Regions from separate parts of the Homo sapiens genome. Here region 2 is linked to region 1. A link is a loop called in an ENCODE intact Hi-C map of the cell type or tissue named here. Cell type or tissue: Caco-2. All regions are shown on one strand. Each heading gives the region's core, and the rest is flanking DNA. Links, peaks and the distances in the headings are about the cores only.

What was found. A loop is a pair of places that touch in the nucleus more often than their neighbours do. Peaks named below come from ENCODE experiments on the same cell type or tissue, not always from the same donor. Only the 100,000 strongest peaks of a DNase experiment are listed, where the experiment ranks them.
Region 2: it touches region 1 in a loop (5-fold over the local background); 2 of 110 quality-filtered maps call a loop at or near these places.

The regions. Positions count from the first base shown.
Region 1 is chr5:78,793,622-78,796,436 of GRCh38, reverse strand. All of the region lies in intron 6 of ARSB (arylsulfatase B), which reads left to right. Among named protein-coding and RNA genes, the nearest start is that of LHFPL2, 150 kb to the right of the region's middle. In Caco-2, for the core only: no CTCF peak of the experiment used is centred there; no DNase peak of the experiment used is centred there.
Region 2 is chr5:78,726,936-78,729,750 of GRCh38, reverse strand. All of the region lies in intron 3 of LOC124900191 (a long non-coding RNA gene), which reads left to right. Among named protein-coding and RNA genes, the nearest start is that of LHFPL2, 80 kb to the right of the region's middle. RefSeq lists enhancers at 1,596-1,705, 1,671-1,965. In Caco-2, for the core only: no CTCF peak of the experiment used is centred there; a DNase peak (open chromatin) is centred at 1,820.

The DNA.
Region 1 (2,815 bases), core at 41-2,540:
TGGATCCTCCTGGGGAATTGGTATGTCTTTTGGAATCTCCTAGCACTTTGTGCGTTTTATTTATTCAGGCAACAAATGTTTATTCCACTATTTTAGAATTTATGGTGGTTAAACAAAATTATTTTATTATTACCTGCTGAACTCCAGCTTATTCATTCTGAAGATTTAGTGTCTAACACATATAGTGATCAACAACATAGGTATTTGTTTAGTAAGTAAATGAATAATATGAAATAAGTTATTTTTTCAAGACTCAAATTTAAACCAAAGCATGAGAAGAGCTCTTGTCAACCTATTTCAGGTATAGGTGGCTTAATTTACTACAACGGTCATGAGTTGAGGATTCATTGAATGGTTGTTTTCTGTCATTTTTGGTTTACACTGCTCAATCAACACTGCTGGCTGATGTCAGACCTTAACCAATTGTTGAAGTTCCCTGTAACACCAGCACATTCTCTGAATACTTACTATGCACAATGCAATAATGATTAACATTTGAACTCTGTCTAGGCTGAGTAAGCCACATCAAAGCTCTTTTTTCACTAGGACTTTTAAAATATCAGATATGAACTGAGTGAGTAGGTGTCAGAGAAATTGACTTTGTAAACTGAAAATCATAAACTTAAGATTCATTTGAAATACGTCATGTGGAGTGCATATATAAAAATTATGAGCATTTTAATTTGTCCCCTGTAGGTAATAAATAACATCTGCAATATTCCTCCTCACCTTTTTCTGATTAGCTTCATGTCTGGCATATTTTTCCCAACACTCCTGTTTCGTGTTGTAAGAATTTCTCCAAGGACAGACAGGATTCTAAGTAAGTAGTGAGGGTCTAACAGAAAACTTGCAGCAACCAGGTTCAAGTTCAGAAATGAGGGAAGTATTTAATGGTGGTCAGGCCTCCCTATTTTACTCTTCTTTGGTACACGCTGGCAGAGCTGCACAGGCCCCGAGGGGTGGCAGTGCCTGTGAAAGGCACAGTGCCTGTGAAAGGTCTATAATCTAGACCCACAAGCCAGCCCCCTCCTCCCCAAAGCTGGTGTGGCTCCCAGGCCCCCTCACTCCCCACATGTACCTGCACCCACATGGGGGCATCCAGCAGAGTGCCCTAGGCCACCAGCATCCCCCTAGGGTCCATGGAGCTGGAGGGACCTCTGGAGACTCCCAAAGATGAACCAAGGTGGACATTGGCCACCTCTGCTGGGCAGCTGCATAGAGTTTGTTTGGGAGGAAGATTTTGTCCTTAAAAGTTTGAAAACCACTGCCTTAACTGTGTAATTTCAATAACTACTATATGATGATGATAACAATAATAGCTAACATTTATTGAGAGCTTACTCTCTGCCAGGGACCCTATTATGGGCTTTCAATGTACTATCTCATTTAATTCTCCCAAAAAAATCTCTGAGGCACTTACTGATTTTATCAGCTAGAAAACAGAGGCTAAGTAAAATGCCCATGGTTACAGAGTTATGAAGTAGGAGAGCTGGCCCATTTAGTCTGGCTCCAAAGCCAGGGATCTCAATCTTGCTGCTAATACTGCTATTAATTAGCTCTGGTAAAAGTGAAGAGGCAGCCTGGACAACTGGAAAACAGAACAGCACATGTTTAGTAAGTGCCTATGACAGTCAGGCGTTAAATGATGCTTGAGCCTTAGTTACTCTGAGCTTCACTCTATCCCTCTCACCCCAGTGGCCTCACCTAATTTTGGAAAAGTTGGACAAGCAGTGAGACAGACAGGGTAAAAAGAAAAAATTGGCTTGTAAATACTCCCCGAATATCCTGCCTGATAAAACATTCTTCCTCCTCTCCCTCCTCCTCCTTCCTATCACCTCTCCCTTTGCCTTTCTCCCCAACCCCACCTCTCTTCTTTGTTTTCTGTTTTCTTTTTGCCTCCCTTATCGGTCCTGTCTTCTTTGCCTTGTGTTAGATTCTTTAGGCTCCTATTTCAGGACAGGTCACATTTACTCTTGCTTCTACACTAGGACACACCCTCCCCTCTTACTACTCAGTGTTAGTTCACTGGCCTCAATAAACACTGGATGTTTTTATTTTATTTCATGTTTGTGCACTTGAAGACTATTGAATTCATTCTGTGTGTTTTTTTTTCCAAAATGATATATGAATTAGAATTGCCCTTTTGAGCCAAGAACCCTGGTGGGTTTTGTTTTGTTTTTTAACAGAGCCGCAAGCCCAGGAATGAGAAATCAGTTCATAAAATCAATAGCAAGCAAATTTAGAATCCACTACAGCACCTATACCCAGCTTATAGTAAGCCTGAGAAGCAGACTCCTACAGGATGAGATTGATTCCAGCAGTGTGGTTAGATATTTGGAAATGCCTAAAGAAATGTTTATGCTCAAGTTAAGGTTGCAGCAGAAACCATATAACTTGAGAATTTCTGGGGCCTAAATGTACGGGCTCTACAGAATGTACTACGTTGCTTTGTGCCTCTGCCCAGATCACTATTCTCCTTTTCCACTTTCCTCCCATGCTGCCCCCAGCACACGCATACTTGCCTCATCGCCTCAAAAAAAAAATAATAAAAATTGAAATCTTTCTAATGCCAATTCAGCCTTCCAGTTTCATCTGAGACATCACTTCTTCAGGGAGATCTTCTCCTTTCCCTAGACTAATCAAGGTCCCCACCTTGCCTTCCTAGAGCCCCCATCCCTAGCCACAACACCCATCAAAATTGATCATCACTGCTTGTCTCCTTGCCTTCCTCCACCTGGCTGTGTGCCCAGCAACTAGGACTAGTTCAAGAAGTATTTGTTGACGAAGTAAATCAATTTAGTTTGGGGGGACCATG
Region 2 (2,815 bases), core at 296-2,795, 67 kb after region 1:
ACCTCCAGGGAGGCCATGTACAATTTGTCTGGATGAGTTTGTGCAGGTAACCGAAACAAAAAAAATTTTAAACCCAGGAAAATGATCAGGTATTTAAAATGTTTCCACTAGTGGGGCTCCTGGTAGCTGGGAGAGCTCTTGTTTATGAACCATAAAGTCATCTTGTCTCTGCAGGCCCAGGAACTAACTTACTTTGCATGAGAGAAGGGATGAGGTATTCGGGATGGGGAGTTTGGGATGAAGGGAAAGGTTAGAATGTTGATGCAAAGGGAGCTTTCAGAAGACGGAGGCAGGGGACATGGAGGGTGGGGGTGGGGAGAGATATGTCTAGGGGGCTTTTCTTTTTCTTTTTCTTTTTTTTTTTTTTTTTTTTTTTTTTGAGACGGAGTCTTGCTCTGTCGCCAGGCTGGAGTGCAGTGGCACGATCTCTGCTCACTGCAACCTCTGCCTCTCAGGTTCAAGCAATACTCCTGCCTCAGCCTCCTGAGTAGCTGGGACTACAGGCACACGCCACCACACCCAGCTAATTTTTGTACTTTTAGTAGAGATGGGGTTCCACCATGTTGGCCAGGATAGTCTTGATTTCTTGACCTTGCCATCCACCCGCCTCAGCCTCCCAAAGTGCTGAGATTACAGGCATGTGCCATTGTGCCTGGCCTCTAGAGGGTTTTTCTAAGGGACGTTCTGTGTGATGTGAACAGGGAGGCCTGTGGACCTCCCTACCCCACCCTCCCAGCCTGCCCTACCACCTCCTCCATCTCTGCCCTGGCACATTTTCCTTTAAAAAAAATTTTTTTTTTTTCAGAAATCTTTACGGAGTAAGCTTCCTTTGGGGGAACAAAGAAAAATATTTAGTCCATGGTGAGAGAAGAGAATTGTGGGGTGATGGGGTGAGGGTTAGTATATCATAACCTTGTTAAAATGGAGGTTACACCCCTGCAGAGCTCACTGGAATGAGGCAGGTAGTTTATGTAGCCTCAGAAAAATCACAAGACTTGCTTTATATTTTCATTTAGTCCCTTCACTTGGAAAAATCATGAAGGGAAAAAGGAAGGCTGGTAGTCACAGCCTGGTTGGAGGTGACTTCAGTCACTGGGGACAGAGGAGGGTATATGAGACCGATGGCAGTTTAGTTCTGGGGGTGAGGTGGGAAGTTGGGGAGGTAGAATTAAAGCCACAGGCTCCTACCTGGCTGACAGCAGATAAGACCCTGAGAGTACGCAGGCTAAAGCCATGCCACTTACGCTCCTCTTGCCTGTCTAGCTTTGGGCTTTTATCACAACCAGATTCAAAATTACTGCCCTATTCCATTCCCTCTGGATCCTGGATACTTTGATGATAGGCATAACTTTATTGCTAGACAATAAACACTCATATTAATGACATTTTACATTTAGAAAGTGCTATCTCTAGGTCACTGTAGTTGGTAGGTTGCGAGGGTGTATGGTTGTGGTCAAATTCACCTGTGGTTGAGTGGGCTGAGGCCAAACTGTGTGTCATGGCAGCTGGCAATATGGGGAAGGGAAACTGGGCATCTTTTGTTTACCGAGCACGCAGAAGTTTTTCTTTGTTCTAAGTACAGGTTCTGCAGATGAAATGCCTCAAGATACAATGTGTTCCCCTTAAAAGCCCAGAGAAAATGTCCACTGATACTGTCCAGTTTCTATAAACCACACTGGTACAAAAGAAAAGGGAGCACTGTGGCTGATGTTTGGCATTCTTGTGCAGGATGAGGAGAGGCATTTTCCATTACCTGGTTCACCAATGAGACATATCGCCACCCTTTCATACTCTTTCAGAGTGCAACCTTTGCTGGCCTCAGCTCAGGGGAGATTCCCAGGCAAAGTCCACTGGCCCATGACAAAGCAAAAAGCATTCACTTCTAGCTGGTGGTTTCAACTTCAGTCCTCAGGTGTACAATCAATTCAAGCATACCATCTTCTAAAGCAGTGGCTTGAAATCTACCCTATGTGACATAGTATCTGCTTATGGAACAGCTACTCATACTCATTAAAGCAGCCAAAAATATTAATATTATAAAGTCCTAAAATGCCATTTTGTAGAGGGTTTTTTGTTTGTTTGTTTGTTTGTTTGTTTGTTTTTGAGATGGAGTCTCACTCTGTCACCCAGGTTGGAGTGCAGGGGCTCAATCTCGGCTCACTGCAACCTCCGCCTCTCAGGTTCAAGCAATTCTCCTGCCTCAGCCTCCCGAGTAGCTGGGATTACAGGAGCCCGCCACGACACTCAGCTAATTTTTTACATTTTTGGTAGAGACAGGGTTTCGCCACATTGGCTAGGCTGCTCTCGAACTCCTGACCTCAAGTGATCCACCTGCCGCAGCCTCCCACAGTGCTGGGATTACAGGCGTGAGCCACCACACCCGGCCAAGTTTGTTTTTGTTTTTGTTTTCTTTTTTGAGATGGAGTCTTGCTCTGTCACCCAGGCTGGAGTGCAGTGGTGCAATCTTGGCTCACTGCAACCTCCACCTCCCGGGTTCAAGTGATTCTCCTGCCTCAGCCTCCCGAGTAGCTGGAACTACAGGTGTGCACCACCACACCTGGCTAATTTTTGTATTTTTAGTAGAGACAGGGTTTCACCAAGTTAGCCAGGATGGTCTCTATCTCCTGACCTCGTGATCTGCCCACCCTGGCCTCCCAAAGTGCTGGGATTACAAGCGTGAGCCACTGCACCCAGCCTCCATCCTTTACCACTTATCTCCCCATTCCAGACCACCACTCCTCCCTCACCCCCCATCAAGAGAAAGTCTGCAGGAGGCCAGTGGTCTCATTCCATTGTTTAAAGGGCTGAGTGAAAT